Regions from separate parts of the Homo sapiens genome. Here region 2 is linked to region 1. Evidence: read pairs that join two places in POLR2A ChIA-PET (ENCODE). Cell type or tissue: endothelial cell of umbilical vein. All regions are shown on one strand.

Region 1 (5,000 bases):
GGCTCCCACAGTGCAGTGGTGGGCTGAAGGGCTCCTCAAGTGCCGCCAAAGTGGGAGCCCAGGCAGAGGAGGCGCCGAGAGCAAGCGAGGATTGTGAGGACTTGCCAGCACGCTGTCACCTCTCAATGCCTGTAATCCTAGCATTTTAGGAGGCCGGAGTACGCAGATAACTTGAGGTCAGGAGTTCGAGACCAGCCTGACCAACATGGTGAAACCCCGTCTCTACTAAAAATACAAAAAAATAGCGCCCCAGAAGAGCCTCGTCCTGGGCAGCGGTGGCGCGGCGGTCGCTGTGATAGCCACGGGGCTGGGCGGCTGACCGCTGGGCTAGGAGAGGGCCCAGCGCCCCGAATCTTGGTGGCCGCTGCTGGAGCGCGGCCTGCGCCATGGCCACCTCCGCCGCCTCCTCCGAGCGTTTCAAGAAGCTGCACGAAATCTTCCGCGGCCTCCACGAAGACCTACAAGGGGTGCCCGAGCAGCTGCTGGGGACGGCGGGGACCGAAGAGAATAAGTCGATCAGGGATTTTGATGAAAAGCAACAGGAAGCAAATGAAATGCTGGCAGGGATGGAGGAGGAGCTACGTTATGCACCCCTGTCTTTCCATAACACCATGACGTCTAAGCTTCGAAACTACCGGAAGGACCTTGCCAAACTCCATCGGGAGGTGAGAAGCACGCCTTTGACAGCCACACCAGGAGGGCGAGGAGACATGAAATATGACATATATGCTGTAGAGAATGAGCATATGAATCGGCTACAGTCTCAAAGGGCAATGCTTCTGCAAGGTCCTGAAAACCTGAACCGGGCCACCCAAAGTATTGAACGTTCTCATCAGATTGCCACGGAGACTGACCAGATTGGCTCAGAAACCATAGAAGAGCTGGGGGAACAACGAGACCATTTAGAACGCACCAAGAGTAGACTGATAAACACAACTGAAAACTTGAGCAAAAGTCGAAAGATTCTCCGTTCAATGTCCAGAAAAGTGACAACCAACAAGCTGCTGTTTTCCATCATCATCTTACTGGAGCTCGCCGTCCTGGGAGGCCTGGTTTACTACAGATTCTTTCGCAACCATTGAACTTCCTGTAGGGAAGGGTTTGTGGACCAGAACTTTCACCTTGTGAATGCATGAGGTTAGGGATGTGGATGGAATAAGCATATTGCTGCTGAGGGCTAACAGTTCAGGCATGCACTGTGTAACCAGGCTGTGGGAGGAGGCAGGAAAGATGGAAAGCCACTTAAATGTGAAGGAACAGCAAGAAGACCAGTATGATATACCAAGGTAATAAATGCTGTTTATGACTTCTTTTAAAAAAATACAAAAACTAGCTGGGCAAGGTGGCACAGGCCTGTAAGCCCAACTACGTGGGAGGCTGAGGCAGGAGAATCACTTGAACCCAGGAGGTGGAGGTTGCAGTGAGCCGAGATCGCACCACTGCACTCCAGCCTGGGTGACACAGCAAGACTCTGTTTCAAAATAAAAAATAAAAAAAAGACGCATGCACCTATGCTAAGGTTTTTGCATGATGGTTTATTTGGAAATAACATACACAGACTCATTGCCTCTACTGAAATTTTGACAGGAAGGGTCCCAACTAACATCCTATAACATCCATAAACGCCTGCATATGCGCAGCAAATCTCTGGCTTCTTTTGGGAAGAAACTGGCTCTTCCTCTGGGAAGAGAAGCTGCGGGGGCTGAGGTCAGGGGCAGAACTATATTTATTTTATTGATATCCCTTTTTACTGTTTGCATGTACTATGCGCACGTACTACTTCAAAAAAATTCAAATAAATTAAAGAGAAAAATATATAAATAAGGAGAAGATAACTTCTGCATAAATGGATATTAATATCATGCTCTTGGTTGGGACAATTTGTCATTGTAGAATTGTTCAGTCCTCCAAAGTTAATCTATAAATGTGGTGCAATACTAATAAAGATCCTATCAAGATTTTTTTGCAACAATTTGACAAATAAATGAATAAATAAACCTCTACACACTAGCTAATATAATCGAAAAAGAATTATCTATATTATTATATGTATAAGAATTATATAAATAATTGAAAAAGAAAAGAGAAAAGAATTGCCTATCAATATAAAGACACAGTATCCAGCCAACAAAATTTTAAATTTCTGTATTTTGGGTAGTGGGCATAGAGAAAGAGCAAGGGAATGGAGAGAGTCAAGGCACAGAGCCAGGAATGGTACAGAACGGAATGTGGGCTAGGAGCAGTGGCTCACACCTATAATCCCAGCACTTTGGGAGGCCAAGGCAGGAGGATCACTTGAGGTCAGGAGTTCGAGACCAGCCTTGCCAACATGGTGAAACCCTGTCTCTCCTAAAAATACAAAAATTAGCCGGGCGTGGTGGCACGTGCCCGTAGTCCCAGCTGCTTGGGAAGCTGAGGCATGAAAATTGCTTAAACCTGGGAGGCGGAGATTGCAGTGAGCCGAGATCATGCCACTGCACTCCAGCTTGGGTGACAGAGCAAGACTCTGTTTGGAAAAAAAAAAAAAAAAGAATGGAGTATGCACGATAGCTGAATCACCTGGGGGTGGCATGACAAATCCTAGGGGAAATGGTCATTTAGTGAAAATGGAAAAATGGCTTGCTTCATGGAAGAGAAAATAAATTATGTCTCTACTATATACAACTTATAAAAAATAAACCTTAATTAGGTTAGAAGTGTGAAAGATAAAAACAGTATATATATGTATTTATTTACATTTGTTTTGAGAGGGAGTCTTGCTCTGTCACCCAGGCTGGAGTGTGATGGTGCCATCTTGACTCACTGCAACCTCTGCCTCCCAGGCTCAAGCATTCTCATGAATCAGCGTCGGGAGTAGCTAGGATTACAGACACCCACCACCCCACCCAGCTAATTTTTGTATTTTTAGTAGACAGCGTTTCACCATGTTCCAGGCTGGTCTCAAACTCCTGACCTCAAGTGATCTTCTGGTGAGATTGAGAATCTCTTTAAGAAAATTCCTACTCATAGCCTTTGACTATTTTCCTTTAGGGTTTCCTGTTTTATCTTGCTGATTATCAGAAGTTTTTTTTTTGAGACAGTCTCACTCTGTTGCCCAGGCTGGAGTGCAGCGGCGCGATCTCGGTTCACTGCAACCTCCGCCTCCCTGGTTCAAGCGATTCTCATGCATCAGCCTCCTGAGTAGCTGGGATTACAGGTGCCCGCCACCATGCAGGGCTAATTTTTGTATTTTTAGTAGAATGGGGTTTCACCATGTTGGCCAGGCTGCTCTCAAACTCCTGACCTCAGGTGATCCACCTGCCTCGGCCTCTCAAAGTGTTGGGATTACAGGCGTGAGCCACTGTGCTCGGCCTGCAGAAGTTCTTTGTAGCTATTTATCCCTTTATTGCTTTTATATGTTGTATTTCTTTCCAGTCTGTTACCCATGTGTTAACATGGTCTATTCTATCTTTCTTTGAACAAAACTATTTAATTTTGGTGTACTCTTATTCATTTATGAATTGAGGATCTTGTTTAAGAATCTTTTCCACTCTGATGTTTTAAAAATATTTTTCTTGTTTAACAATTGGTTTTGGCTGGGCATGGTGGCTCACACCTGTAATCCCAGCACTGTGGGAGGCCAGAGCAGAAGCATCGCTTGAGCCCAGGAGTTTGAGACCAGCTTGGGCAACACAGTGAGACTTCATCTTTATTTAAAAAAAAAAAAAAAAAATTGGCCGGGCGGGGTGGCTCATGTCTGTAATTCTAGCATTTTGGGAAGTCGAGACGGGTGGATCACCTGAGGTCAGGAGTTCAAAACCAGCCTGGCCAATGTGGTGAAACCCCATCCCTACTAAAAATACAAAAGTTAGCTGGGCTTGGTGATGGGTGCCTGTAATTCCAGCTACTTGGAAGGATGAGGCAGGAGAATCACTTGAACCTGGGAGGCAGAGGTTGCAGTGAGCCGTGATCATGCCATTGCACTCCAGCCTGGATGACAAGAGTGAAACTCCATCTCAAAAAAATTAAAAATAAAAATATAAAAATAAAAGATCCTTTTAGGCCACGGACAGTGGTTCATGCCTGTAATCCCAGCAATCTGGGAGGCCGAGGCAGGAAGATCACTTGAACCCAGGAGTTTGAGACCAGCCTGGGCAACATAGGGGGACATCATCTGTATCAAAAATAGAGGTTAATCTAGTGTGGTGGCACACATCTGTGGTCCCAGCTACCCAGGAGGCTGAGGCAGGAAGATGGTTTGAGCCTGGGAGGTCGAGGCTGCAGTGAGCTGTGATCAGACCACTGCACTCCAGCCTGGGCGACAGAGTGAGAACCTGCCTCAAAAAAAAAAAAAAAAAAAAAGAAAAAAAAAAAAAAAAAAAAGATTTTTTTAATTTGTACAGGATAATGGAAGGACTTTTATTGGAAACCAGAAGACCTGGCTCCACTATTCAGTAGCTATCTGACCTCCATGTTAGAATCTGGCCTCTGTAAGCCTATTTCTTCATCTGTGAAAAGCCGCCTACCTCAGTGTCAGTGTAAAGAACAAATCAAAAATACTCAGTGAAATGTAGTGTTATAAACAAAAACCTAAAGATTTATTAAAACTCTTCTTTAGCTCTCCTAATCATTTTCTTAAATGGATTTATAAAACTCAATTCACACAAAACTTTAAAGGGAAACGTGCTATTTAAGAAAAAAATGTGTCTTGGTCAGTTACTTTCAAACAACGTAGGAGGTGGAATGTGTATATTAGAAGATTCTGGGGAATTTAAAGATACTAAGGAATGACAGTTGGCTATAAGCCAGCCTTTATTTGCTCTTTAGAATAAACTCAGTACTTCCCTCAGAGAGAAATGTTCATCGTTTCAGGACAAGTGTTATTTATCACATTACAAAGAAACTCGAATATGTAAAATTTTTAATGTATGTTACATTATTTTAACCAGCAAAAAAAAAAAAAATGGAAATCTAACTTTGCACATAAAAATGATTCAATTATCAAAAAAGGACATCCTATT
Region 2 (5,000 bases), 1.2 Mb after region 1:
CAACTAAGATGTCCTTCAGTCGGTGAATGAATAAATAAACCGTGGTATATCCAGAGAACAGAATATTACTGAGCACTAAAAAGAAATGAGCTAGCAAGCCATGAACACTTTAAATGCATTATTACTAAGTGAAAGAAGCCAGTTTGAAAAGGCCATATATACCGCATGATTCCAACTATCTGACAATCTGGAAAAGGCAAAACTATGGAGACAGTAAAAAGATCAGTGGTTGCCAGTGGCTAGGAGGGAGGGAGACAGCACAGAGAATTTTTTTTTTTTTTTTTTTTTGTTTTGAGATGGAATTTCGCTCCTTGCTCAGGCTGGAGTGCAGTGGCGTGGTCTCGGCTCACTGCAACCTCCGCCTTTAGGTTTCAAGCGATTCTCCTGCCTCAGCCTCCTGAGTAGCTGGGATTACAGGCGCATGCCACCATGCCAGGCTAATTTTTGTATTTTTAGTAGAGACGGGGTTTCACCATGTTGGCCAGGCTGGTCTCGAACTCCTAACCTCGTGATCTGCCCGCCTTGGCCTCCCAAAGTGCTGGGATTACAGGCGTGAGCCACCGTGCCCGGCCCGCACGGAGACTTTTTAAGGCAGTGAAACTACTCAGTGTGACAATATAATGGTGGATACAAGTCCTTGTAAATTTGTCCAAAACCATAGGATAAACAGCACCAAGAGTGAACTTGATTGTGAACGATGGCGTTTGGGTGATGATGACGTGTCAGTGTAGGTTCCTTTGTAAGAATGTACTACTCTGGTGCAGGATGTTGATAATGGGGGAGACTACGCACGTGTTGGGGGGCAGGTGGGATACAGGATGTCTCTGTACGTTCTTCTCAATTTTGGTTTGAACCTAAAACTGCTCTAAAAAATGAAGTCTAATTTAAAAACTGGGAAATAAGACTTAATAACTTCGGAAGCTGAACCTGGAGCTCCTGGCAGTATCCTTTCTAGCCCCCAGTCTGCCTCAAATTGGCTCTCTGAATGCATGTGCCAAATGCAGGGTTCACAGTCTGTGCTCAGGAACCCCTAAATGCTGATCAGCTTCCACAGACAACCAAGGACCTAAAGATCTCTTTTGAACACTTCTGCAAACAGTCTAGTAACTCTTACACTGAAATACTGACTTTTAATAAACTTGTGTCTTTTGCCAGCAATAAAATTGTGGGATAAAATTATTCTCTCCTTGTGACTGGTAATGGAAACTTTAAATAGTGACCAGCTTTTCAGAGTACTGTAATATACAAATACTATACAAATACTATAGTGGACTTCATTAACTTCATTATTAGTATCTGAACAACATACATTGCCTCAGTTATCAGTTTATTTTGATATACTTCTAAAAATTTATATGATGGTAGATGAAATCCTTACAGCATCAGACATGCGCACATTTGCTCTCTACTTGTCATCATCCGCTTTTTCCACATGAAAGCACCAAATCCACACTCCTGGGAGCAGAGCTTTGGTTCCCGCAAAACTCACTGAAGTGCTGCTTAGCATGACATCACCTCCATTAGCTAGTGCCCAGCAGGGTACAAATTATTCTGAGGATGGTGATCTCATCTTAGAAGGATAAAAAAATCACATCCTAAGGGAAATAGTCACTGCCTTAAATGAAAACAGAAATTTTGCCTGTAATCCCAGCACTTTGGGAGGCCGAGGCGGGCGGATCACAAGTTCGGGAGATCAAGACCATCCTGGCTAACACGGTGAAACCCCGTCTCTACTAAAAATATAAAAAATTAGCCAGGCGTGGTGGTGGGTGCCTGTAGTCCCAGCTACTCAGGAGGCTGAGGCAGGAGAATGGCGTGAACCCGGGAGGTGGAGCTTGCCGTGAGCCGAGATCGCGCCACTGCACTCCAGCCTGGGCGACAGAGTGAGACTCCGTCTCAAAAAAAAAAAAAAAAAAAAAAGAAAACAGAAATTTTGGTTTTTAGAACATTCTTATTTGACAAAATATAAATAGGAAAAATAATTGTGATTTAAAAGATTTATCCTGGCATAGCAATGGACTTAACATGAATTGTTTCTTACTGGGCTGATGTGTGTGTAATTCTGTTCAATTCAGGATGCTGCTGCTAAGAAAGGAAATTTCTGAACACATATGTTTATGGCAAAGTTCTCAGTAGACCAACTGATATTACTTAGAAACCTGGAACTCAGGTCTCAGAATCACTTGTCTAGTTCCTGGATCCCTTAACACTTGCCACCAACGCTGTAACAGTCAGGTCTTCAAACACAAAAAAATATTGTCAGTATAAATTTACTTCACTCTAAAATAGATACTTAGACATTTCAAGCTGTGTTTTCCTACACAAGTAAAAAACTAGAATGTTCTCCCTATTTACATGGTGGTTAGCCAACTACTCATTACAATACTGAAGTAAAGCAGACTACAACATCTATAGCATTAAGGCAGAGAAATAAAAATTAATTTCTAAAGTGAAATTTCTATATTAAGCTATAAAGTATTAACAATTTGAAACAACCTGTTATTAAAGAGTGAATGTGTGAAAGTGTGCCTGTGGTGGGGAATTCAAAAGGAGATGTTAAATTAGGATTGCCAGTCTCTAAAACTGAAAGAAAAAATACATTATTTTACAATAGGATTTAAAATATTTGATAAAGATTTCTCAGGGACAAATACTATAGTGGACTTCATTAACTTCATTATTAGTATCTGAACAACATATATTTTCTCAGTTATCAGTTTATTTTGATATACTTTAAAAATTTATATGATGGTAAAGGAAATCCTTACAGCATCAGACATGCGCACATTTGCTCTCTACTTGTCATCATCCGCTTTTTCCACATGAAAGCACCAAATCCACACTCCTGGGAGCAGAGCTTTGGTTCCCGCAAAACTCACTGAAGTGCTGCTTAGCATGACATCACCTCCATTAGCTAGTGCCCAGCGGGGTACAAATTATTCTGAGGATGGTGATCTCATCTTAGAAAGATAAAAAATCATATCCTAAAGGAAACAGTCACTGCCTTAAATGAAAACATTTATGTGCCAGTCTCTAAAACTGGCAATCCTAATTTAAATTTTAAATCTCTAAAATTCTTAATCAGCTCATTAGGCTGTTGCTGGTTCCTGTCCTACAGGGAAACTCTGAGGTAAGAAATAAAATCTGGTCTCTGCCCTAAGGGTTTTTAAATCTCAAAGTGAGACCTAAAAAACAACTGTTAGTTTCTGAATCATGTCCATGAATGTAAATGCTTTTAAGAAACATTTACTAGTAAAGATTTACCAAAACAGTAGCCAAAGGATGTGGCGTGAGAGCTGTGTGCAAAGCGCTGCGTGATGACTGTCCCTCTTAATGCTGGCTCATACAGGCTAGGTACTGAACTCAAAGTACAAGCGTATTTTCGTGAGTCCTCCCAATGACACTCTGAGGCATAAGGATCCCCACTGCAGAGTTCAGGTGACTGAGGCTAAGAGAAGTTAATGAACTTTAAAGTCGCACAGCCAAGATTCAAACTAGGATCTTCCCAACTCAAGAGGGCAGACTCCCACTATTCTGTAGACAGCTTAGTACTATATAGGAATGATAACACTTAACTTCAGGGAAGGAAACAAAAATCCATAATCTCAGAAGCTTTAAATAAGACAAAGAAAATAAATAACATGATAGAAAGTTACTGCAGAGATAACAAAATAACATAATGCACTGAATTCTAATGAATGAAAAAATGGCAAAAATGACTATGGCATTTCTGATGCGACTAGGTAGTTTACTTTTGTGTTTTCTTTCCTTTTTTAAAAAAATTTAACAAACTTCGCATGTGGCATTCAATTTACTTCTAAAGTGAAATAGGCCAGACACAGTGGCTCGCGCCTGTAATCCCAGCACTTTGGGAGGCCAAGGTGGGAGGAATGGTTGAGATCATGTGTTCAAGACCAGTCTGGGCAACACAGAGAGACCCCATCTCTATAACAAAGTAAAAACAAGTAGCCTGGCATGGTGGCACACACCTGTAGTCCCAGCTACTCAGGAGGCTGAGGCAAGAGGATTACTTGAGCATAGGAATTGGAGGCTGCAGTGAGCTATGATCGCACCACTGCACTTGAGCTTGGGTGACACAGCAAGGCTGTTTCTAAAAATAATAATAATAAAAGTAAAATAACTGGTTTCATGTTCAGCGTTAGGTATATGTCATTAAAACATATTCCCTGTATCTCTGTGTTCCTCCAAAGGAAAAGTGAAGCCTGTCCAGCAGGACTTCTGGGGAGATTACACTTCTGTCAAACAACTTGAAAAATATCAGGATTATATTTATTACCTGTCAGAGAGGACAAAGTCTCAAAAGCAGTCACGTTTCCAGATTTAGCAAATGAAACAGAAAGAACATCTGTTTCACAATAGTTTGGACAAGAAAAGACTTCAGTTGTGATGTACCAGAGGTTTTATCAAAATCTTTTCCCATCTGGTCTCTGAATTCATTTGAGTACGTATAAGAATTATCAAACTGGCGATTGTAACTGGGCCTGGTGAAGTCAATCTTTTAATATTTGTTATGTAATTAAGGTAAAAATATGAGAACAGGAATGTAAAATCAAATACAGAATACATTGAAATAAGTTCCATTGTACTATACAAACAAACCATCCTTTCCTTTCCTCTGGCAAGGGCCACGTGACCAGGAAGACAGTACAGAGCACTCTCCACTATTCAAAGCCTCTGAGTTTATGACACAAGTTAGAAAGAAGGGCACTTAGTATGTGCAAACGATCTGTCTTCCCTGTGCCAGGTGAAGTCCTAAGATGGTGTTTTTGGAAGGACAAAAGGAGAAAATGGGAAAGCCTTCACAGATCTAAATGATTTGTATGATATAAGTGTAAAATGGAGGATCTCGGATGCCTTTTTATAAAAATTACAGATGACTTTAAAGCCTCAGCACTCCCACCAAGGATGACTACTTTGCAGAATCAGATTCAAGTTTAAAACCGCTTGAAGAAATCCTGCTGTCAGGAAGACTGAAACTG

The links. Peaks named below come from ENCODE experiments on the same cell type or tissue, not always from the same donor. Only the 100,000 strongest peaks of a DNase experiment are listed, where the experiment ranks them.
Region 2: POLR2A ChIA-PET joins it to region 1 with 11 read pairs; 2 of 35 experiments call an interaction of 5 or more read pairs at or near these places.

What each region holds. Positions count from the first base shown.
Region 1 is chr4:183,483,104-183,488,103 of GRCh38, forward strand. It overlaps the pseudogene VTI1BP2. Among named protein-coding and RNA genes, the nearest start is that of ING2-DT, 19 kb to the right of the region's middle. RefSeq lists an enhancer at 1-349. In endothelial cell of umbilical vein, no CTCF peak of the experiment used is centred here; no DNase peak of the experiment used is centred here.
Region 2 is chr4:184,641,763-184,646,762 of GRCh38, forward strand. The region is part of intron 2 of CASP3 (caspase 3); the gene reads right to left. Among named protein-coding and RNA genes, the nearest start is that of CASP3, 5.2 kb to the right of the region's middle. RefSeq lists enhancers at 1,145-1,723, 1,724-2,301, 2,603-3,234. In endothelial cell of umbilical vein, no CTCF peak of the experiment used is centred here; a DNase peak (open chromatin) is centred at 2,989; H3K27ac peaks cover 4,079 bases.